Regions from separate parts of the Mus musculus genome. Here regions 2 and 3 are each linked to region 1. A link is a loop called in an ENCODE intact Hi-C map of the cell type or tissue named here. Cell type or tissue: left cerebral cortex. All regions are shown on one strand.

What was found. A loop is a pair of places that touch in the nucleus more often than their neighbours do. Peaks named below come from ENCODE experiments on the same cell type or tissue, not always from the same donor. Only the 100,000 strongest peaks of a DNase experiment are listed, where the experiment ranks them.
Region 2: a loop joins it to region 1, with 2.6 times the contacts of the local background. A loop is called at or near these places in 2 of 42 quality-filtered maps.
Region 3: it touches region 1 in a loop (4-fold over the local background); 8 of 42 quality-filtered maps call a loop at or near these places.

Annotation. Positions count from the first base shown.
Region 1 is chr4:33,918,867-33,926,866 of GRCm38, reverse strand. It overlaps Cnr1 (cannabinoid receptor 1 (brain)), which reads right to left and starts at 2,223. Exons shown (of 2, transcript NM_007726.5): 1 at 1,709-2,223. In left cerebral cortex, a CTCF peak has its summit at 3,617; DNase peaks (open chromatin) are centred at 3,095, 3,463, 5,240, 5,966 and 5 more places; H3K4me3 peaks cover 3,619 bases; H3K27ac peaks cover 4,922 bases.
Region 2 is chr4:33,582,241-33,590,240 of GRCm38, reverse strand. No RefSeq gene overlaps it. Among named protein-coding and RNA genes, the nearest start is that of Gm32955, 17 kb to the left of the region's middle. In left cerebral cortex, a CTCF peak has its summit at 3,453; DNase peaks (open chromatin) are centred at 2,414, 2,853, 3,502, 7,105 and 1 more place; H3K4me3 peaks cover 478 bases; H3K27ac peaks cover 935 bases.
Region 3 is chr4:33,393,298-33,401,297 of GRCm38, reverse strand. All of the region lies in intron 12 of Rngtt (RNA guanylyltransferase and 5'-phosphatase), which reads right to left. Among named protein-coding and RNA genes, the nearest start is that of Mir8118, 41 kb to the left of the region's middle. In left cerebral cortex, a CTCF peak has its summit at 4,625 (motif pointing left); DNase peaks (open chromatin) are centred at 4,618 and 7,673.

The DNA.
Region 1 (8,000 bases):
ATATCAGATGTGTCTTCTTAACAATGAGCACGCAAGCATAGTCATTTTGGAAGGTCACAAGTGAGCATTCCCACCATGTGGTATTACTGCACCCCCATGTAGGATCAGGGGCACAATGAAAGCTGCCCCAGTAGACACTTATACATACATACATACATACATACATACATACCTCAGCCATGGCTGTTCCTTGCTTGAAACGGGAGACATCTTTTGAAGCAATAAAAGAGCCTGCTCACAATAAGTTCTCCTAACGACCTAAAATGATTAGTTTTTTTTTTTAACCATATCAACATGAAGCCTCTTTTGCAGCTAGAGCAACTGCTAGTGTACCTAAAAACAACAGCCTGCAGTATGTGCTGCTTAGCATTCTAGAGGTGCATGCATTCTGTTCCTGTGTGGATTTAATCAGAAATATATATATATATATTTCTCTCAGTTAAGAAAGTATTCATGGCCTTTCCTTTGGATAAAATTGCTTGTAACTGAGTTAGAGAAGGTGGGGCGTGGAGGGAGGGGAGGCAGAGAAAAATCGATCAGCAGATCTATCTCCCTTTCAAATTGTCAAAAGCTGGGATTAGAAGACCAGCACTTTAAATCAGTCAGTCCTATGGGAACCTTGGAGGTCGGCTACTCCTAGTTTCTCAATTTTCTGCCAAACAGACTGATGTCAGGAGTGACCCCACAGATAATCAGTACCCGCGGAGTCTCCTCTGAGCATGTGCATCTCCCCATTGTTCAAAGGAATTAAGTTGGCAATAAAAACGAGAAGTTATGGGACCCAGAGAGGTATCTTTCAACATCCTTAAAACCAGTAAATCTGCTCTAATCTCTTATTAGATTAAATGTCCAAGGAGATTTAATATGCCAAGAAATAAACAAAGGCAGGAAGAGCTAGTAGCTCCTATTTGGAAGAAAAATTTAAAAGATAGGAAATAGGTTTTTTCATAGATAGGTTATTAAATTTTTTTCTCACCTCTTTGAAACCTTTGAGAGATAAACCATGTACTACAATTAAAAACACGCATGTTGCTTTAAACTTTGAAATGACCAAACAACAGTTTCTCACATCTATCATAGCAAACATTTGCATTCAGGAAATGCTCCATTTGTGACTTGTAAGCCTTAACCAAGAAACATCCTTTTAAAATAAAGCATCAACTTCATTCGTCTGGTGCCAGCTCTTAGTTTCATGTTCCTATAACAGTCAATCACAGGTATCAATACTATATATATTAGTTTTTCCTTAAACAGAGATGGCTGCTGTAGCTATCGCTCTGTATCAGAAGTTCCTTATTTAACATAGATTTCTTTACATGACATTTAGTATTTAATTGAGTCGTTTTCTACATGTGGTGCAGAGACTCTGGAAGACTTAGTTTCTGATAAGGCTAAAAGACGTCAAGCATCAACTCAAGTGCCTGTTTTCCAAACATGCACAATTACACATTTTCTACAAACAGACATCAGTGTATGCAGAGCTAGGTGCATATCCAGTAAATTGTAAATGGTAGAAGCCTCCAGAAGTAGCTTAGACCACAGGTAACAAGCTGGGACTATACAGCTAAGTAAACACCATATTAGCACGATTTGCTCTCCTGGAACACGGAGCAAGAACTCCGCGTAGGACACCAGGGGACCACTGGCCAGTACCGAGGGGGCGGGAGGCGGAAAAGCTATTCCCAAACGCCACTGTGCCAGGTCTTACCCTTCGCATCCCCCGGTCCACGGGCCAGAAGCTCCCTCGGCACCTGTCGCCCAGCCAAGGGGCTGGCTCTCTGCTACAAGGAAATTTGCCCCCAGACTCTATGAGAGCTCTGCAGACAGCCCAGGCTCCCGCCTGAGCCAGGGGGAGGCTCTGGCGCCAGGGGAGCCAGAAGGAGGCGGAGGCGGAAAAGAAGTGGAGAAGGTAGAGGCAGCGAGCGAGCAGGGGAGGCGGCGCGGGGCGCGGTGGGGCGGGGTGGAGCGGGGCGTGCCCGCGGCGATCGGTCAGTAAGTCAGTCGGTCTGCGCGCCCGCGTCCCCGGCCTCTAGCACCCGTGCGCCACGGCCCCTGGGACTGGCTCCCCTGGGCTCGGACAGGCCCGCTTCGTTCTCCGGCTCTCCCCGGCGTCCCACTGACCGCGCTGGCCGGCCTGGGGCCGCCCGCTTGGGCCACCCCGAGCGCCCGTCGCCGCGCCCTGCTTGAGGTCCCTGCCTCTCCCTCAGCTCGCGCGCTGTCTCTGGCTCGCTCTCGCTCCAGTCCCATTTATGAAGCGTGGTCCCATCACGTGTTAATGAGCCTTTGTCCTGCCCTGGCAGCGGCGGCAGCAGAGACTCCGCCAAGGGATCTGCGCGGGGAGGGACCGGCGCGCGGCGCCCGCGGCTCCAAACTTTGCTGCGCGGTACCCGCCGCGGCGCTGGCCCGGGGGCTAGGAGGGACGGCCCTGGCGCTCGGCGCCCACTGTGTCATCCTCACTCTTTGCCACCAACGACCCCGCGGCCTCACCCTGCTCTGCTCCCTGGCGCCCTCCCACCCTGGCGTGGCCAAAGGGGACGCGTGCCTCACTGCCCGCGACCTCGGGGCCGTTAATCACCAGCGCTGCTCATTGCCAGGACCTCACTGGAGGTCACGCGCCGGGCGGTCGGGATCCGGAAACAGGGCGGCAGGAAGGCCGGCCAAGTGAGGTCTCCGCCCGACCCTCCCCTCTGCGCCGCCTCCAGTCCTCAGCTACCTGGCCGCGGCCACCAGCCCTCCGCCCTCGGGGCGGACGGCGTCGCCTGGGCGCCTCCCGCGCTGGCCCGCGCGACCACCCGGGCGCGCCCAGCCTCCAGCCGTGGCCGCACGAGCTCGGCTCTGTGGGCGCCCGGCGCCCCCTCCCCAGCCCTGGCGCTCCCCGCACCTCCTGCTCGCGGGGAGATGCATCCGCGGCGGGCGGGGGCTCTTGTTGGGCGGGAGCCTGGGGACCGGCGGTGCGCCCGGCCGCCGCCGCAGGAATTAGGGGACATGCTCGTTAATTGGTTCCACTCCGCCGTCTGCCTCTTGTGTGCACGGATCAAACCTTAATTGGTCTTTACATTTATCACGGCGAATTGCAACCCTATACACGAGCGTCAGCCCGCAGCTTCAGCCGAGGGGGCCATTCTCCGCCCGGGCCCCGGGGACCAGGCGGTTGTGGCTACAGCTGAATTGCGTTTTAGACCTCGTTCTCCCTGGAGAGTTGGGTCCAGTCGAGTCGTAAGGTTTCCACCTGACAGAGCCACATCAAGTCAGGTCCAGGGGCCCAGCTGTAGGCACAACGTTAGGTTCCTAGGCCCTCAAGGTAGCAGCTTGGCATTCGTTTTAAGCCTTGCTCAGAGTCGAGGACGTCTAGCCCAAACAGCTTCCTACAAGGCCTCTTTTTACCAATTCTCCCTGACGTCCTACCCCCCACCCAGAGCCAAACGCTCAGTGTATCTGGCCCCTATTTTGAATCTGGTGACAAGGATCCCAGAGGGTGAGCCTAAAGGAAGAAGCAACATAGAGGGTAGAGGAAGCTGCAGAATTCGGGGAGGAGAGACTGCTCTGAGAAGGAAAGCCTGAAAGCTTCCTACCTACAGGTCGAGCTGAAGAAAGGCTTCCAGCAGAGCGCTAGCTGTCGGAATATCTCTGAGACTGTTTTCCACTAGAGAGAGTAGTTTCCATTTCCATGTGAGGAGATGGCCTTTTGAGACAGAGTCCACAGCTGAAGCAATCAAGTTGTAGGTAAATATAAACAAAGATCTGACAGACCAATCGTAGAGGGAGAAATGCTTAGGAGAGATGATTGGGTGGATGTGGGATACCATTTGAGCCTTAAACCTGCTGCCTAGGCACAGGCTCTGCTTTGCCTCCTTCCACACATCTCCAGCATAAAGGCAGCTCTTTCTAAAGATTTACAGGAGAAAGAGGCTTCGTCGTCGTCTGCCCCTTTCTTTCAGAGGTCGAAGTTGCTATTTTAGCCTCACCTCAGATTCCTAGCAGAAGCAAACATTTGGGGGGGGGGGGCAGACATTGCTTTTCTTGGGACCTCCCAGACTCTAGAGAAGTCTCAGCACTACCTGCTAGCCAGGAAGCTGGCAGTTCTTGCTCTGCGTGGTCAGGTCAGGGAGCCGGGCAAGCTTTCGTGTGGGTGTTGGTGCTATTTAGCCACCCAGGTGGCTCAGCACTGTTGTTCAGCGTCATTCAGGTGTTAAACACAGACAGACCCTGGTAGTATGTAAAGGACCTTCTTCCTCATATTGATCCACCGTCTTGGTGGCCCATATCATATCTGGAGGAAGAAGTCATTTAGTCATTTGCAACCTGTGGGAGGTACTCTACATAAGTCTTTTATCAACACCAGCTTTTACTTCTTCTAAGATGGAACTCAGTTTCCTTATAAAGATGTTGATGCTTATTCGTGTCTCAAAATCATCCCAAATCTCTGATCGATGGTGTACTTTTTCACTGAATCCTATGAAACACTAACACCATATCTATCTATCTATCTATCTATCTATCTATCATCTATCTATCTTAAATGCTGGGAGTCTGTTGGTTGACTGGCTGAAGTGGTATGTGGATTGAAACTATCAGTATTAATCTAACCAGAGAGAGATTACAGAAGCTATTACTATTTAGCTAGTTATCCTTCTGTTAACTTGAATGGGAGGCCTAGAGTCTGACATCTGGAAAATTGTACCAGCAGTATTCAGAGTTCAAAGATAACCCTCAATAATGGAATCAAACTTTGACTTGTGACCTGGTGTTTTATTAACACAAAGGGGTACTCTGTTAAAACAGAGAGAATTATGCTGTTTGGAAAGTGCCCTTCCTGGGGGTATGCATACATGTTTTTCAAGTTCTGTCTGCCCCAAGCTCATCAGCCAGGCAATGAGCTGCTGTATGTTTCCTTCTGAGTTGGGGAGCTAAAAGAGAGGCAGGCAGCTAACCGTGGAAAAGCCAGGTATTCTCTGATGCCTTGGACTTCAGTTTGCAAAGATCACTTTTATATGGGAGGAAATGATCTACAGCCCACATGCCGCTGGGTGTATCTTGTGCTCCCGGAGGAGACATCAGGGATGGCAAAGGCAGAGCTGTCAGTATCCCTAATAGGAATACTATACTAAGGATACATGGAAACATGACACAAAATGTAAATGACTCTTGATCTCTACAAACCAAGGGTGAATTTCGAATCCACGTCCTTCTGAGGAAAGACCTGTCAACTCTTTAGCAGGCGTCACTAGTTCCTTCAGACTCTCTGGTTTTTCAGATCTTTATTCTTTTAAAATTATAACAGGGCTGTGATGAGCCAATTTGCTGCTGTTCTGTGTAATTTGGGTTATTCATTCAGTGGGATGTAGAAGATGAGAACACAGTTAAAGTGGCATATTTAAACTTCAAAGAAAGATCTCAATTTGCAACAGTCAATGTGCTCCTAGTTACACTAGACACAGAACATTAAAGAAGCAATGGCTCGCTCTGAGACAGCCGTTGGGTCCCAAAGAGGTTGCACATTGAGGTTGCTCCTTTAACTTGCCGTGGTTCATCAGACCCAACCCCCACTTTCAGGGTGATGGACAGTGGTTCCTTTATTCAGGAACTGGCAAAGCAAAAAAAAAAAAAAAAAAAAAAAAAAAAAAAAAAAAACGTCACTCTTTTTTAGAGTTTGGGGCCCAAGTTTGGGCCCCATGTCAATTTAGCATGTGCAGGGATGATCATTCCACAGGGCTAGAATGCTGGGTAATTAAAGATATTTAGGGACTGATCTGGCTACACGATTTCATTCTAATTCAGAGAGTAGCTTTAGAATTCCACCAGCTGTTGCTGTCTCTCCTAAGAAGTGTTAAGGCATTTTGTATTGCAGTGGCTCTGCCTTGCTTGGTGGCCTGCAAGCCCTGCAGCCCAGGTTCTGGCAGCTGCAGTGTGAGGTCTGAAATGGCTGCTTGTGATATGTTCCACCAGCGATGTAGCAGCCTAAAGAACCACCCACATCGCTTCTGTGTGCATCTCAGAACCACGAGCTGCTGCTGAAGAAACTGGAGGCTCTCTGTCATGCCACCATCAGAAAGTAAACGTCCTGAGACTGCCTTCAAGTGGAGAAGCTGGTTGTCAGGATGAGTCAGGAAGAAAAGGAAGGAGTGGAGAAGGAAGGATGAGGACCCCCTTGATCTCAGGATACTCTGTTAGATGCAGAGACTATCATCTTTCCATACAACTAAATGTGTGCTAGTTAGGGATTTCCTTTCCTTTCCTTTCCTTTCCTTTCCTTTCCTTTCCTTTCCTTTCCTTTCCTTTCCTTTCCTTTCCTTTCCTTTCCTTTCCTTTCCTTTTTCCTCTCCTCTCCTCTCCTCTCCTCTCCTCTCCTCTCCTCTCCTCTCCTCTCCTCTCCTCTCCTCTCCTCTCCTCTCCTCTCCTCTCCCTCTCCCTCTCCTCCCTCTCCCTCTCCTCCCTCTCCCTCTCCCTCTCCCTCTCCCTCTCCTCTCTCCCCTCCCCTCCCCTCCCTTTCTTTTCTTTTCTTTTCTTTTCTTTTCACCTTCTCACCTTCTTTCATTAACACGCCAGATGAGCAGTTGCAAGGAAAGCCAAGAAACGACAGGATGGCATTTTCTTCTGCTCATGTGTTCTGTCGTGGTTTTGTAGCCAAGCAGAGGAGCAGTGATGAGGAGATGGAGTACCCATACCTTCAGACCACATGAGAGTCATGCTCTAACAGAATAAACAAGCAGAGGGAGAAAATACAGCAGCAAGGAGCCAGGTAAATACAGCCTTTGCTCCCCTTGATGAAGCGCAGGCAAACCTGTCGCCGATGCGCTATAATTAAAAGGGCTAAAAACATATATCTAAATATTTATGTTCTAAAAACTTGGGATAAGCAGCAATATAATACTATAAAAACAGCAAACAATAGCCAGGAGTGAAGACAGACACTTTTTAGTCATGCACAGCCCTCCTTGAATAGGCTTAGTTACTTTTCTATTGCTGTGATAAGACACCATGAACCAAGGCAACTTTGTCTTTCCAAGAAGAAAGAGCTTATTTGGGGCTTACAGTTTCCAAAGCATGGTGATTATGGCAGGAAACCTGGCACCGGGTAGCCAGGCTGGGCACTGAGCAGTGGCTGAGAGCTCACCACCTGAAATAGAGTCACGCGGCAGAAGAAGAGACAGCAGGACTGGTGTGAGCTTCTGAAACCTCAAGTCCAGCTGCCAGTGACATACCTCCTCCAACGAGGCCACAGCTCCTAGTCCTCACCAAATAGTTCCACCAAATGGGGACCAAGTCTTCAAACACATGAGCCTATAGAAGCTGTTCTCATTCAAACCACCACATTCGTGTTCTTGGTGGTTTCTTTGTTTCTTCATTTTGTTTTGACAACTTCGAGTAGGAACTTAGAAAAGAAAAGAAAATGACTGCCCTTCTTGAGAAAAAAAAAAAAAAAGAGTAAATGTAATAATGGATCTAACCTCCCATCTGGCATCTGGAACTTGGGCTCTCAATAAAAATTGGGAATTTGCAAAAGCCAATGCTGTGTGTTCATTTCTTTGTCTAAGTATATCTGTCATTAAAGCAAACAGGTACAGCTTAGGCCTTAGGAAGGACTAGGTATAACAAATGGTTTTCTAAGTTTTTGTTTAAAGAACTATAGATTTGGACAGAGGTAGGTGAGATTCAAGGTCTTCTAGCCCTTCTCTATGCTGATGATGGCCCAGACTCTTGATTACCAGGTATAGACCTCTCTTTTCTAAGAGTTAGAGCTAACACTAATCTACCCTTACAGTCACTGACAAATGTCAAGTAATATAATAAACATGGGAATCACTGGGAAAGAACACTGGAAAGATTGTTAACTGTCAAGTGATTCCTTCTTGGGAACAAAATTGCATAGGTTATTTTAACCACTGTACTTATTTCAAGAAAGAACAATAAATAAATTGTGACTCTTTGAGCGGGGGAGGGAGGGCTTTTATGAAGACCAAAGAAGAGGCCATAATGTGTGAATAACCAATGTGGCAACT
Region 2 (8,000 bases), 340 kb after region 1:
ACATTTGAAGTTCAAGGATGGTAGGGCTCAAGTAGAACATTGCAAGAGTAGGTGAGATCCCACCTACACCAGGAGAACACACCTCAAAACAGAAGTGGACCTCTGAGGAATGCCAGCAGCAAATCTAAGGTCCTTGCCAGATTTCCGGACTCTGGCACTGACAATGAGGTAGCCCTGCAGATGCATAGCATCCTGTCCCCCAAGTTCCTCTGAGAAATGATTCTTGCAGTCTGCCATCTCTTAGAATTATTTTTCTGTTTGCTAATAATATCCAGGAACAAAAACTCTGGCTCACAGGCTTGGGTTTAATGTGATAAAAATCCATATTCACCTTGAATGAGCTATTTCAGATAACAGATATTTATTTGATCAGACTCCATTATTCCTTCATCTCTACCCTGCCTACAACAACAACAACAATAATAACAACAACAACAACAACAACAACAGGCTCCATCCAAAGGTTCAGGAGACCATTGTTCATGGTCCTTCAGACCCTGGAAGTCAGCAACCGCAAGAAGAGACATTAAAAATTAATGAATGTGCTATACTCAGTGTCCTGAAGTCAAGGCTATTTAAGTAGATAAAAGAGGCCTGGGGAGGGAAAGTCTTGTTGCTAATGTTTTCTTTATAATTATTAGGTGAAAAGAGAGAGAGAGAGAAGTGGGAGAACACAGCTACCACCGAGACAAAGTGAAAGGCGTGCATTAGAAGAAAGGATGCAGACAAATGGAGCACTCTCAGGCTCGAGCTCCGGGAGGGGGAGGAGGCACAATGAGAGTGGGGAGCTGCAGGGGGGGGAGAGGCAGACGCTCTCCACCCAGGCAGCTTCGCCTACAGCCTGGCCAGCCCTGACTTGAATAATGAGGCTGTTTGGACGAGCCTGAGGCCAGTGGTGGAGACTTATATAAGAACAAGTCTCTGGCTACGCTAGTCTTCACAAAGACACCCTGCACTCCTCTCTGCTGCACTTGTCTGTGGCCAAGGAGTAAGTTTCACATAATCACTGCAGCACCTGTGGCTCCAGTGGAGGGGAAAGGCATGCTCCGGTGAAGTGAATTAAAATGCCAGTCCTCTTGCTAAACACAAGGATACGAGCTGAGTTCTGCAGTGGATAAACTGGTACCTGCTTCCCAAAAACTTGGCTGCCAAGCAGACTTCTCCCAACACACAGTGCTTCATGAGCTGGACACGAATCTACTACACCTTTTTTTTTTTTTTTAATACTACTTACTGCAGGATCACAAACTCAGAATATCAAAACATTTTCCAAATCAAGCCTGAAGCCAAAGGATTCTGTGTGTGGCTTACAGGGTGCTTCCTAGGAAAGCCTGCTAAATGGTTCTAGAGAGAGAACTGGAATGCAATGGTTTGCAGTTCTATAGAGAGCAGATATTCCCAGGGAAGGAAGTGGCCCGGGGTTCTGTTATCTATGAAAGAGCATGGCTTTTGAAAACCTTAGGTCAGGTGGGCGCTTGGGGGTGTGCCGAGATGAAGCCACCATGCCACAAAGCCCAATTGCTGGTCACTGTTTTATATGGAACCGTAAGCTGAAGGAGCCTGGGAGAGACGAGGATTGCATTTCCCTTCCTATGTGGTAGAGCTGAGTGGTACGTTCCCCCTTTGTCTAAGTTCTGCTAACCAGACCCTCTTGCAGGTCCTCCCCATCTCCCTCCTCCACGCCAAGGAGACTGTGACATTGATAGAGACCCAATGGCATCGCAGGCTCTTGGCATAGCTCCTCTTTCCCCACATATAGAAAGAAACCATACTGGCTTTCATAGAGATCTTGGCTTCTATGTGAAGTCATCTTTGTCATAGACTGACCCCAAAAACTCAGGTTTTCCAGTGAGACTGTTTCCAGTTTCGTCTGCCACTCATTTCTGTACTCAAGAGACATTGCGTGTCAATCATGTGCTGACTGCTGTAGGTGCTAGGCCGGGAGAAGATGAGCCCCACCCTCCAGCAGCCCTGAGTCTAGCCGCAAACACCAATTATCCTCTGTTTAACCTGCCTTGCCCTTAGGGGCCCAGGATGTGAACAGGAAACAGGCATTCAGGCAGATGGGGTCCTTCCCTCTCCAGCTCCACTGGCCTCATTTTGGTTAGTCTTGTCCCTGACTTTGACTTCCCATCTTGAAGCTCAACCCTTCTTGCCTTTGCCCCCGCCACAGTCGCCAGAACTGTCAGTTTTGCCTGAGCCATGTTTTCAGCCTCTCCTATCCGTCAGTCACGGCCTTGATAGCTGTCACTGGTCAAGTGGCCAACTGGTTCCCCTAGCCTCGGGCTCTCCATCCTCAGTCCCGCTGCCATTTTTCCTACGCGGTCATTTTCCTAAAATAGAAATGAGATTGCATCACTCCTTATTTAGAGACAATCATCAAGTCACTAAGCTCTCGGTGTGACTGGGCTTCACACCATCTGCAGGCACTTGGCTTAGGAAGAAGTGTCGTTGAAAGCAAGATGACTCAGCCAGGGACTATGAAGGGCTGACTCAGGGCTCTCATCATAACTGCCCCTTAGAATCCTAAGAGCTCGTGTGACCCGCAGATGCCAGCACTACTCGCCCAGCCCAGACCATTGACTCTGAATGTCAGATGAAGTCTGGGTGGCCAGGCAGGGGGACTCACCGGAGATTTGAACTTTGAGTTGGATTATGGGGGGAAGGTAGCATGAGACTCTGTCTCTTTTTCAGAACTGCTCTTCTTCACTTTCAGATATCCCTGCAACATCACTTTCTTTCCCTAAGTTCCCTGAAATGGCTTAGTAAGTATGTCTAATTATCAGTCAATCACCAGCAGGAATCACCAGGCAGATGCTGTGCTCAGATCAGAAGACTCCTCCCACGTGCGCTTCAGGGGCAGTACCTCAGCCAGTACAAGTCTGACTTGGGAGGGGCCTGGAGCGGCACGTGACCCGCCTTTCCATCCCACCTCTCCTCACAGATGCTTTCTAAGTAGTTTGACCCCTCCTGTACCAAGAAATTGATCCTGTCAGCTATAGTTATCTTTTTCGCATAAAATCTCTCTCGTGGTTTATTTTATTGGGGATCTTCACCCCCTCCTCTGCCCTCCTCGATGCCTGCAGCGCTGGGCCGCACTGCAAGTTCCAAGAATGATTTCTAGATCTCTCTCCCTGCCAGACTTGGGAGAGCTTCATTTTCACATCGTGCTTTGGCTGCAAGGGTTAACTTTCCATTTCAGGAGGGGAGTGTGGGGTTTCCTTCCCAATATCTGTATGATCCAGTATGTGTTTATACTCACGGCCCCTGCCACACAGGTCCTTCCCCCTCATCTCTCATTTCCTTCACACCAGAAGTCAGACCATTTCTGTAGCAGACAGAGTCTGCGGGAGCTGTTGTTCACAGCTGGTGAGGGAAAGGAACAACTGGGGAAGAAAAAGAAAAGCAAGAGACCAAAAGGACAAAGGGCTCTTCAGGCAGAGGGAGCTGTTGCCACAGGCTTGCGGAAGAACTCAGGGCTCCTGCAGGCTGCTGTAGGCTTTTTGTTTTTTGTGGCAGTGAACCCAGTCACCCCTTGTTTATTGAGTCCTGTGAGCTTGGTACAGCTCTCTAAGGCTGCCGGTTCCATATCTAAGCATTCTCCTTGCAAAGGCATCTGTCATGGAAATGAAGCTATTTGCACAAAGCAGAACTAACACTGAAGGGAGGAATACAAGCCAAGAGACACAGAATTAAGACATAAATATTCAGAGCCGAGACCTCTAGCCTGGGCTTTGTGTGAGGAGAACCAGAGAGCCTGGCTAGGTCTGCTTCGGGCAGGGCAGCGGATGGCTGGTGAAGGAGAAAGGAGTGAGCCACCACTGAGGAGAGGAGGTGGGACTGAGTTGGTGGGACTGGGGAGGGAGAGAATTTCTTGACATTGTCTGTGTTTAGGACTGCGATCTGTCTTCCACACCTTTTCAGTTCACTACACTGACTATCTTGGAGAGGTAGGCTGTACTTTGAATGTGACTTCAAGCTGAAGAAAGGCCCGGCCAGCTCATTCTAATAAGGACTATAGATACGGGTAACATCCTTGTAGACACCAGTCTACAGTCTTGAGGATGAGCTGGCAAGAAACTAGGGAGAGAATGTGAGACGATCAAAACACAGTTCTCAGGATGGTATAAAGAAATGGGGCTCAGTTTCCCACTAGACTGGTGATTCTCAACCTGTGGTTCTCCACACCCCTTTTAGGGGTCAAACAACCCTTTCATAGGGGTCGCCTGGTCTGCAGAGTCTCCTGCAGAAGCCAGGAAACACTGCTGCTGAGGAGGCCACACCCACCCGAAGACTAGGTGTTCCCTCCGCTCTTCCTTTCCCTCCTCCGCAGTGTCTCTGGAAGCATCCACCACCTTGAGGGCTAACAGGAATCCATGAAAGAACAAGCCTCCCTTGGAGCTTACTGAATTATTAAAATATTGCCATGAGATGTTACTTGACAGAATATATATATACTTTCCCCAAATCACTCTACGGAATATTTGAGGAGGAAAAGAAAAAAATGACTGACAGTTGCCGTGGAAGAAGTGGGAGAAGCTTCTAGCCTTGAGACCACAGCCCAGCTTCCCAGCCCTGGAAGCCACGTTCATGGGACTCTATATGGATCAGCCAAAGAGACTGGCACTAGGCAGGAAGATGAACAAACACCCCATTGGTAGAAGGATTAACCTAGAACCTGGGGCTCCAACCTTCAGCCTTCCTCCAGCGGGAGTGGGATCTGACCACTGATATTTCCTCTGACTTTCTGATACATCGTTTCGTCAAAACAGCCAGAGCAGTGCTTCCCTGGGCCCCTTCAGCTGGGGTGGGGAGAGAGAGAGATGAGAGAGAGAGAGAGAGAGAGAGAGAGAGAGAGAGAGAGAGAGAGAGGTTAGAAACATAACCAGTCCGTGCACATTCCAATTTTCTCCATCAGATAAAAACTAGTCTGCCAATTCCCAACCACAATCTCTTGAATCTTTTATAATCAGAAAATCTCTTTCAATTGTGACAAGAATTCAGTTTTCTCTCTGCCCCTGATTGCCCAACGGTGATTACCCCTCCCAAGCCTTTTTTTTTTCTTTTCCCTCATTTGTGCAAGGAGAAGCTGTGGGTTGTAGCCTGCTTGCTAAGAGCCTTACTCAGCACTAACACTCGAAATCTGTGAGAAATCTTATTACAAGTTATTACTGATTTAGCTACAAGAGAATACAATCCTTTAAAAAAAAATCTACGAGGAGTCCCAATGACTTATATCCAACTTGACAGAAAAAAGTAAAGTCCCCTTGGCATAGGGGAAGTAATTAAAGACACACATTCTATTTTCTCTTTTGGAGAGCTCAACAACCCATTGGCCCATTAGACCTTGTCTAGGGCTGATCTTTATAATCTTCCCAAGAATTTTAGACTCTTGATGCATTTGCTCATGATAGATGCGATGACACACAAACTAGCAGCTGGCATTGTCTTAGGAGATTAGATGTCTGTATCTCACTCCCTTGAAGGCCAAAATAGATACCTCTAATTGGGGAGGAACGTTAGGCTCTTCTTGCTATGATTTCTTGGGGGGCAGGGGGAGAAGGTCACATCTTTGTCTTTACCACTGTCAACAAACTTAATTTCTGGGGGGGGGGGAAGCATGCATAATTGCTGTAAGTGGGCCCCACCACTTCCTCTCGTTTTTCTATCGGCTCGATTCAGCTGTCAGTCTTTTTTTTTTTAATTATTTATTTATTATATGCAAGTACACTGTAACTGTCTTCAGACACTCCAGAAGAGAGCATCAGATTTCATTACAGATGGTTGTGAGCCACCATGTGGTTGCTGGGATTTGAACTCAGGACCTTTGGAAGAGCAGTCGGCACTCTTAACCGCTGAGCCATCTCACCAGGCCCGCCACCCCCAGCTGTCAGTTTTATGTCACGCCTTAGCACCAAAGATAGGGAAACTGGAGCTTCGCCAATAAGTCGCAGCTCTAGCACTCGATCTCAAGACTTCTGACTGCAGGACAAATGCCACACGAACAGCAAAGCCAAGAGGCGAGTGAATGCCGAGCCAGTCCTCCATGAGGCAACACAACAGAACGAGCTTCAGGGGAGGGAGGAGTTTAGTGCTGCCTATTGGACGCGGATGGATACAAGGGACGAGAGAAGTACAGTGTCCCATACGTGCCAGGGAGTCGGTGGCCACCCTGGAACTCCAGACCCAAACTCATCTTTTTTTCTACGCTACCCAGATAGCCTTAAGTTCCACCTGGAAGACAAGTCTATGATTACTGGAAGACAGGAGGAGGCGAAGCACTTCTGAGCCTCTAGGGGAGATGAGGTGCCAAGTTGCAAAAGCAATCGCTGAGAACCAGCCTGGAAGGTTTTGCATCTGTGGGATATTTGTTCCTGAATACCCCCAAATGCTACATTACCTATATTTCTTATTTTTGCATTTACATCGAATTTTATGGCTTCATGGTAATAAAATCATTCCATTTATACTATGTTCCCACCCAATAAGCTTTTACTAAGATATATCCTTTTATGCTGCCACTACGTGCTTTGATTAACGGAGTTACCGATTCGCCTGGTTCCACATTCAAACAACTGTCCTGATCAATTTCTGTTTTTCAGACTATTGCTCTGATCCACTGCCCTGCTTTGTAGAGGATAGCCGAGACCACTCGCCACCCCGGCACACTGTGCCCCATGTAGGTGCTGACCTGTATACTTCAGACTTGTGCAAATCAGCCTGACTTGATCAGTGTTATTCTTATTACTTGTAACCTGATTAAAGTCATGAATCTCTGAACTATAACTGTGTTTTCAAGATTGTCATCTAAATTATGTAAATAACTAGTGCAGTAATTAGCTCTCTTTGATGAGCTTCCGTTTAGGTTCAAGATGAGCCGATCTATATTTATCAACTCTGGGCATGCTTTGCTCCCAGACAGGCGTGCAGCAGAGGTGAGCCCCTCCAGGGGACACTCAGCTCAGCAGCATCCTGACCCAGCATGGCTGGCCACCAGCTAACTCTCCATTCTCCCTCTCTACGCATCGTCAATTCAGGGAGAGCCTCCAGGAGTGGGAACGGCTGAATCGATGTTTCTCCTAGCTGCTTCACAGAATCCTAAGAAAGAGATCCATTTTCTTAATCTACATGTGTTCTAGCTCTGCCAGGGAACATTTCCAGATTCTTCTAAAGAGCTCTGCCTGTTTTTCACCTCCATTTGGAGTTAAGAAAGCAGTGAAGCAGTCTTCTCGTAACAATCACTAGCTTCCTTCCAGGGAAAAACTTTCAGCTCCCTGGTAGGGCTTTGGTAATTGATAGAGCTTTGGTAGCTTTGGTAGCTTTGGTGGCTTTGGTGGCCCCACTGCTAGTACTGCTCTTGGCAATCTTGCTGCAGGAGGGATAAATGTTAGCTAGGGTTTACATCCCAGGTCTACCATGTAAGCTCATGACAGTTCACCCCTCTGACACCAGCTCCTCAGCCAATGAGTGGAAACACGTTACAGAATCATCCTGAGAAGAAAAGGATATTCTGTCTGTCAAGTCAGCAGTGTTCCTTCAAGAATCTAGGTTCCTCACATACCTAGATTCAGTCCCGTGAACCTCCTCATCCACACATTTCTCTGGGTCTCAGTTTCTCTCTCTGTAAAATGGGTATAACGATCACACCCATCTCATTGTACTCATTGCTGAGTTAGGCATTTGTTAGCAATATTCTTAGGTATAGTCTTCTGGCCTGGGCAGACGTGAAAGACATGCTCTTGAGAGTTCTTTTTCTCCTTTTCCAGCTTCCCTCTCACAAAGCCCCAGGTTTGGCTCTCAGAACTTACAGTACGTGAGAGGCAGCTCCCAGACCAGGAGCTGCACCCTGCTCTGCACAACTCCCTCCCACCCCAGATTAAATGGCCCCTGGACAGTTAGGTGCTAACACTCTGCAGTCCAGTGTTGCTGAACAGCCATGCATGGGTTCACTCTGACTCTTCCACCTGTGTGCATGGTGCATTGTTCCGTTCTCAAGACTG
Region 3 (8,000 bases), 530 kb after region 1:
TTACAAGGATCAAATAATGACTTACTATAGTAAATGTAAAAGATCTAAGGAGGAAATCTACAAAGTATAGAGTTAAGCAATGATTTTGTTTGTTTGTTTGTTTGTTTGTTTGTTTTAGACAAGCCTTAAGTATCTCAGACTAGTCCCCAACTCAATATAGTAATTTGTATTTCTTCATTTATGTAGCTGAAATCTGACTGCCTTCTTTGCCAAAGGGTTCAAATATTCTACTCCTGACTGCTTTTACTTTGGTTTTTTTGTTTTTGGGGTGGTTTGTTTGTTTGTTTGGTTGGTTGGTTTTTTTTTTTTCTGAAAGGTGAGGTATTGTGTGCATGTACATGGTACACATGTATAGAAACAGGTCAGCATTTGGTGTCTTCCTTAATGGTTATACACCGTTTTCTCGCTGAGTCTGAGTCTGCTGACTGGCTGGCCACCAAACCCAAAGAGCCTTGCAATTCTGTCTTCCTAATGCTCGGATTACAAGTATGTGCACTACACCCAGGCAGTGATTACTGTTTTAGACAAGGTATTATGAAGGTCAACAGAGCCTCAAAATTCTCTAAGTAGCTACAGATGGTCCTGAATCCTGAGCCTGTTCCCAACTCCCAAAAGCTCCAATCATAGACCATCCTTTTTCCTCATTTTTTTTGGGGGGTGGGGTGGGGTGAGGAGGGTGTGAAAGTCAATATGTACCCAAAGTTGATCTTGAAATGACAACTCTCTTGCCTCACCCACTGAGTGCTAGGCTTACAGAATTCACTAATGCACACTTCCTGTGCACTTTCTGAATTCATCTTTCTTCCTTTCCTTTCCTTTCCTTTCCTTTCCTTTCCTTTCCTTTCCTTTCATTATCACCCCACCCCCATCATTTATTTTTAGGATACTGGAGATATTTAAACACAGAGCTCTCAGATGCTAACTCCAACAGTGAGCTACCACCCCCCCAACCCTTTGTTTACTGTATATTTAAGGTAAGAGTCCTACTAAATTGCCAGAAATGGCCTTGCTTTTGATACTTCTGCCTCTGGCTCCAGAGTACCTGAGATTACAGACCTGTGCCATCTGAACTAGCCCTAACAATTTATTTTGCTGAGCAAACTTTTTGTTTTAATTAAGTCAAAATTAGCTACTTTTAGGGCTGAAAAGTTGGCTCAGCCATTAAAAATTAGGATTACAAACAAAAATATATTTAAAAAAAAGCCTCTCTTAAATTACATAATTGTAATTAAATTCAGTTTTCTGCCCGTTGAAGAAATATTTTCCTAAAATCACTAGATTTTTCTACTATGTCTAAAGACATTTCATAAGTCTAGTTATTTTTAAGTAAACCATCCATTTCATGTTTCTTTGTATCTATACAAATACGGGGATCAGACAGCTCTAACAAAGGCTAAAGGCACTTGCCATGCAGGCCTAGCAAGCCCAGGCCTACCCAGAACATACAGAACACGGAAAGAAAGAACCAACTCCAAAAGACTGGGAGGAAAGTAGAGGGGGGCAGCAAGAGTCACGTGATCTAGTAGGGAAATGAGGAGGGGGGAGGTAAAATGCCCAGACATATAAAATTGTTAAATCTAAAAAGAAAAAAGTTAATAAAATTTAAAAAGAACATAATATGCATTATTTCCCCAGGTCTCATGATTAGCAGTAGATAAATTTAAAGTCAAATATATACTGCCTCCATGAGTCAGTAGGCATTTCATTCCATTTATGCCACAACAGACTCACTTAGATGATATACACACTTCATGGTAGCTGGAAATAAATCTCTATTTAGACTTCTGCATAGAGTTTTCTTACTGCCGAAACTGAAATATATTTCTAATTGTCACCTCATCTCTGAAAAGACTATAATAAAAGTTAAATTATTTTTGCTAGTTAAGGCTTTTTGTTAGAAATCTCACAAAATAGGCCATGAGATGACAAAGAAGATATGGTAATAAGTCATAACTTCAGAAAAAAATTAGCTGAAAAATAAGACAGCAAGCCCCTGTGCCCATAATGCCTATGTTTAGCCTTCCTGAATCCAGCACAATCCTGGTCAAATCATGATTTAGTCATGTTTGTCTGTTTGTTCTTATGGTGTTTGCAACAACAACAACAACAAAAAATAATACAACAGAGATAAATTTTAAAAACCTTTTTTCAATCTCCCAAAAAAATAAGGCCAAGATATTACACTAAAAGGGTTAAGACTTTTGAAAATAAATATAACATCTGTTGGGTTTTGTTTTGTTTTTTTGTTTTGTTTTGTTTTGTTTTCCCGAGACAGCGTTTCTCTGTGTAGCCTTGCTGTCCTGGAACTCACTCTGTAGACCAGGCTGGCCTCGAACTCAGAAATCCGCCTGCCTCTGCCTCCCAGGTGTTGAAATTAAAGGCCTGCGCCACCACACTCGGCTAAATATAACATCTGAAACACAAAATTTTTCTGAAGTATAAACAAGCATACATATACTCTAGTGTAAAATAAGTAAATTTTAATTATACTGAATTCACCAGCATGTACTCAGATTACAATTGTTATCAAAGCTCTAGTTAACTCATAAATATGATACCTAGTCTATAAATAAGCCTGATTTTAACAAGTGAGCTGTTTAAAAAAAGAAAAACTGGTCTCAAAGATATGGGCACAGGGAAAAAATTCCTGAATAGAACAGCAATGGCTTGTGCTTTAAGATCGAGGATTGACAAATGGGACCTCAAGAAACTGCAAAGTTTCTGCAAGGCAAAAGACACCGTCAATAAGACAAAAAGACCACCAACAGATTGGGAAAGGATCTTTACCTATCCTAAATCAGATAGGGGACTAATATCCAATATATATAAAGAACTCAAAAGGGTGGACTCCAGAAAATCAAATAGCCCCCTTAAAAGATGGGGTTCAGAGCTGAACAAAGAATTCTCACCCGAGGAATACCGAAAGGCTGAGAAGCACCTGAAAAAATGTTCAACATCCTTAATCATCAAAGAAATGCAAATCAAAACAACCCTGAGATTCCACCTCACACCAGTCAGAATGGCTAAGATCAAAAATTCAGGTGACAGCAGATGCTGGCAAGGATGTGAAGAAAGAGGAATACTCCTCCATTGTTGGTGGGATTGCAAGCTTGTACAACCACTCTGGAAATCAGTCTGGAGGTTCCTCAGAAAATTGGACATAGTACTACCGGAGGATCCCGCAATACCTCTCCTGGGCATATATCCAGAAGATGTCCCAACCGGTAATAAGGACACATGCTCCACTATGTTTATAGCAGTCTTATTTATAATAGCCAGAAGCTGGAAAGAACCCAGATGTCCCTCAACAGAGGAATGGATACAAAAAATGTGGTACATTTACACAATGGAGTACTACTCAGCTATTAAAAAGAATGAATTCACGAAATTCCTAGGCAAATGGTTGGACCTGGAGGGCATCATCCTGAGTAAGGTAACCCAATCACAAAAGAACTCAAATGAAATGTACTCACTGATAAGTGGATATTAACCCAGAAACTTAGTATAGCAAGATATAAGGTACAATATGTAAAACATATGAAACTGAAGAAGAACTAAGACCAAAGTGTGGACACTTTGCTCATTCTTAGAATTGGAAACAATCACCCATGGAAGGAGTTACAGAGACAAAGTTTGGAGCTGAGACAAAAGGATGGTCTATCTAGAGACTGCCATATCCAGGGATCCATCCCATAATTAGCCTCCAAGGGATGACACCATTGCATACACTAGCAAGCCTTTGTTGCAAGGACAGTGATATAGCTGTCCCTTGTGAGACTAGGCCGGGGCCTAGCAAACACAGAAGTGGATGCTCACAGTCAACTATTGGATGGATCACAGGGCCCCTAATGGAGGAGCTAGAGAAAGTATCCAAGGAGCTAAAGAGATCTGCAACCCTATCGGAGGAACAACATTATGAACTAACCAGTACCCCAGAGCGCTTGACTCTAGCTGCATATGTATCAAAAGATGACCTAGTCGGCCATCACTGGAAAGAGAGGCCCATTGGTCAGGCAAACGTTATATGCCCCAGTACAGGGGAATGCCAGGGCCAAAAAATGGGAATGGGGGGGGGGGGGTTGGGATAGCATTGGAAATGTAATTGAAGAAAATACGTAAGAAAAAAAAAGCAAAAAAAAGCAAAAAGCAAAAATGCATTCTAAATAAAGTTGAAATTTCTGATTTAAAAAAAAAAGAAAAACTGAAAAATACTTGTGTTTAGATACAACCCCAATATAACCTGAGATACCTGTGGTCTTTTAAAAAGCAACAATCCAATCAACATAAGTATTAAGAATATTAAAATATGCCTGGTCTACAGAGTGAGTTCCAGGACAGCCAGGGCTATACAGAGAAACCCTGTCTCGAAAAAAACAAAAACAAAACAAAACAAAACAAACAAACAAAAAAACACCCTAAAAAATATGAAAATATGAGGAAATATTTATTTAAACATAGCAGAGTCTCTGTTCAAAGTGCATCTTAGTATGTCCATAAAGCAAAAAATGTACCAAAACTAGACAGAGGGAAAACTTTTAGCAGTAGTTTCAACTAGAGGTGGTCCCTGGAGAGTTGGTAATGCTAGAAAACACTAGAGAGAGCAAGGTGCACTACTGCCATCTAGTGGCACAAGCCAGAGACAGGGCTAAAGACCTACCCAGGACAGCAGGGCCAAAGGAAGTCAGTGACAGTAACAGCAAAGAAAGTCATATCTTTAATTACCCTTTGGCTCTACTAACTTGGTAATGTTAAAGAACTTTAAAGTGAGGGCTTCGTTTCTCACTTGTAAAAATACAGCAATAGCATTTTGCTTGCCTAAAATAGGGTATCTAGACCAAAGTTGTATGTTCCTCTTCAATCTCCAGTTACAAAACTTTGGGAAACACTCTTTCAGGCTTGCCACATGACACTATCTTCCACCTACCCTCTTACCCTTGCTGTTACCTAAAGGTAACAGTGTTTCCGCTAGTTTTCTTCACTCCCTTTAAAAAAACAAAAATAGACTGGTTTTGACCATAAACCACTCTCCTAGAAGACTCTGAATATAGCCATAAAAATTACTCCCAAATCTTCATTTCTAGACCTAGTTACTCAAAGAAACCTAGATGCTCTTTTATGAGTATGACTAGGTCAAGCACCAATCTAACACTGCTCAGGCGGCACCCTAGGGTTTTAGATCTGAAATAGAGTCACTCACTCCCCATCCCATCTTGATCAATAGGAACCTCCTACCCACTCAGGCCCATTTTCTAATAGAGCACTCTTTCTAATAGAGTCTCTGTCACCTCTGCACTCATCCATTATACCCACGAGTTTCCTTCTACTCTGACAGCCCAGCTGCTATCCCTAGAGCCAAAAGACCCTGTCAGCTGTCACTGATGCTCACCGCAGCTGGTTAGCTGGCTGACCAACCAGGACTCAAGCTTCTGGAGCCGACAGTGAGGTCCCTATCCAGTCTCCAGTGCTTCCTCTAGTTTCCTCTTTCCTACAGTCTTTATATGGAATAATAAAGACAACAATCATTTCTAATAGCTATCATTTACTGTATATTTTCCCACTGACCACAGGTGCTAAGTACACGGGTGCTAAATTACAGGATTCCTTGAACATTCTAAAAAATAGATTAATTCATCATAATCTCCTGTCTTCATAGAGCACATACAACAAAGAAAATAAGCTAGACACAGGAAATATTCAAGCCCAGGTATATTATTCCACATTCAAAATGCACACTAACTACTATAGTAAACTGGGTCAATGGAAAAACAGATATTCACATCACATCACACACACATACGGAAAATTTTCAAGACATCGTGAAAATAATTTTCTAGATACAACACTAAAGGAAGAAGCAACAAATATTAACATCCATCACAGTAAGAAAAGTTTGCCCAGCAAACACATTACAGGGTGACCTACCAGAAAGTAGGGAGTTAGTTAAAAACTGTATCTAATAAATTTAATAAAAATTAGTATATAATAAGTATCTAAAAACTGTATCTGAAATTTGGTATTAATAATCAAAATATAGAAAATTGTGAAGTTCAAAAATGAAACATAAAGAACCCAAGCAAACATTTCTCTAAAGAAGCAACTGAGGTGTGAACCTGACATGAGAAGGTGCAGACCAACTGAGCCGTCTCCAATCAGACTGGAAAACAAGACCTCAGTGGGAACTCACCTCAAGTCTACTAGGATGAACACTACCAAACAGACAAAAGAGCGACTATGTTCTTATCAACTGTAGAGGAGGCAGTGAACACCTGCTGAAAAGTGTGCTGCTACAGCACTAGGGGAAACTCCTGGGGAGTCTCTGCCAAACAACCCAACAATTCCACTTCTCAATACATCCAAAGCTAAACAAAGTGGGATTGCTGAGAGAAGCCTGTGCATCCACCCTCTCTGCTGCCCACAGTAACACTTAAATGTCTCTGAGAGATGCATGTATGGTTTTTTTTCTTTTTCTATTTCTTCTTTTTTTTTTCCTCCAATTTTTAATTAGGTATTTACTTCATTTACATTTCAAATGCTATCCAAAAGTCCCCCATACCCTCCCCCCAACCCCACTCCCCTACCCACCGACTCCTACTTCTTGGCCCTGGCACTCCCTTGTACTGGGGCATATAAAGTTTGCAATACCAAGGGGCCTCTCTTCCCAGTGATGGCCGACTGGGCCATCTTCTGCTACATATGCAGCTAGAGACACGAGCTCTGGGGATACTGGTTAGTTCATATTGTTGTTCCTCCTATAGGGTTGCAGACCCCTTAAGCTCCTTGAGTACTTTCTCTAGCTCCTCCATTGGGGGCCCTGTGATCCATCCAATAGATGACTGTGAGCATCCACTTCTGTGTTTGCCAGGCACTGGCTTTAGCCTCACAAGAGACAGCTATATCAGGGTCCCTTCAGCAAAATCTTGCTGGCGTATGCAAGTGTCTGCATTTGGTGGCTGATTATGGGATGGACCCTCAAGTGGGGCAGTGTCTGGATGGTCCATCCTTTCTTCTCAGCTCCAAACTTTGTCTCTGTAACTCCTTTCATGGGTGTTGCATGTATGTTTTAAATGTAATAGATAAAGATTTACTATGAAATATTATTTAGCTTTTAAAAGTGTCTTGCAGCCGGGTGTGGCGGCGCACGCCTTTAATCTCAGCACTTGGGAGGCAGAGGCAGGCGGATTTCTGAGTTCGAGGCCAGCCTGGTCTACAAAGTGAGTTCCAGGACAGCCAGGGCTATACAGAGAAACCCTGTCTCGAAAAAACCAAAAAAAACAAAAACAAACAAAAAGTGTCTTGCCATTCTCCACTGCACAGGTGGAGCTAAAAGACATTCTGCAAAGCAAAACATAGAAAGAGAAAACATGTGATCTCCCAGGTGCAACCTAGAACAACCTAGAAACAAGCAGAAAGAATGATATTGCCAGGAGCTGCAAGGGGTCAGAAAGGTACAAAGCTGACCAAACAATGCTTCAAAACTAGTGAGTGAGAGATGATTCCTGTTAATTATGTGGAGCAGGCTGATTATTTTACATATCAGAATACCAAGGTGTACACTTTTAAAATGAACAATTTAGGGGCTGAAGATGGTTAGGAGCAGAAGATAAGAGCACTTGCTGTTCTTGCAGAGAACCCAGCTTCAGTTCCCAACACCCACATGCTGGCTTTCAGCCATGTCTAACTCCAGTTCCAGGGCATCTGACACCATCTTCTCGCCTTTATGGCCAGCAGGCAGACAAAATGGGAGCAAGACGCTCATATGCATATAATAAAAATAAATCTTAAGAATGCACAGTTTGTGTAAGTCAAAAAAATATCACAAAATAAAGAATTTAAAATAGTTAAAAGTGCTATCTCTTTGATATCTTCAAAAGTCCTATATTTATGAATGTACAAATCTACAATATTATAAAGTGTACGGATTACCAATGCAGAGTCTTCCAAAACTACCCTGCATGTTCTGGGTGTTGTGAAGCATCCCCTGGCACCAGAGCAGTAAGCAC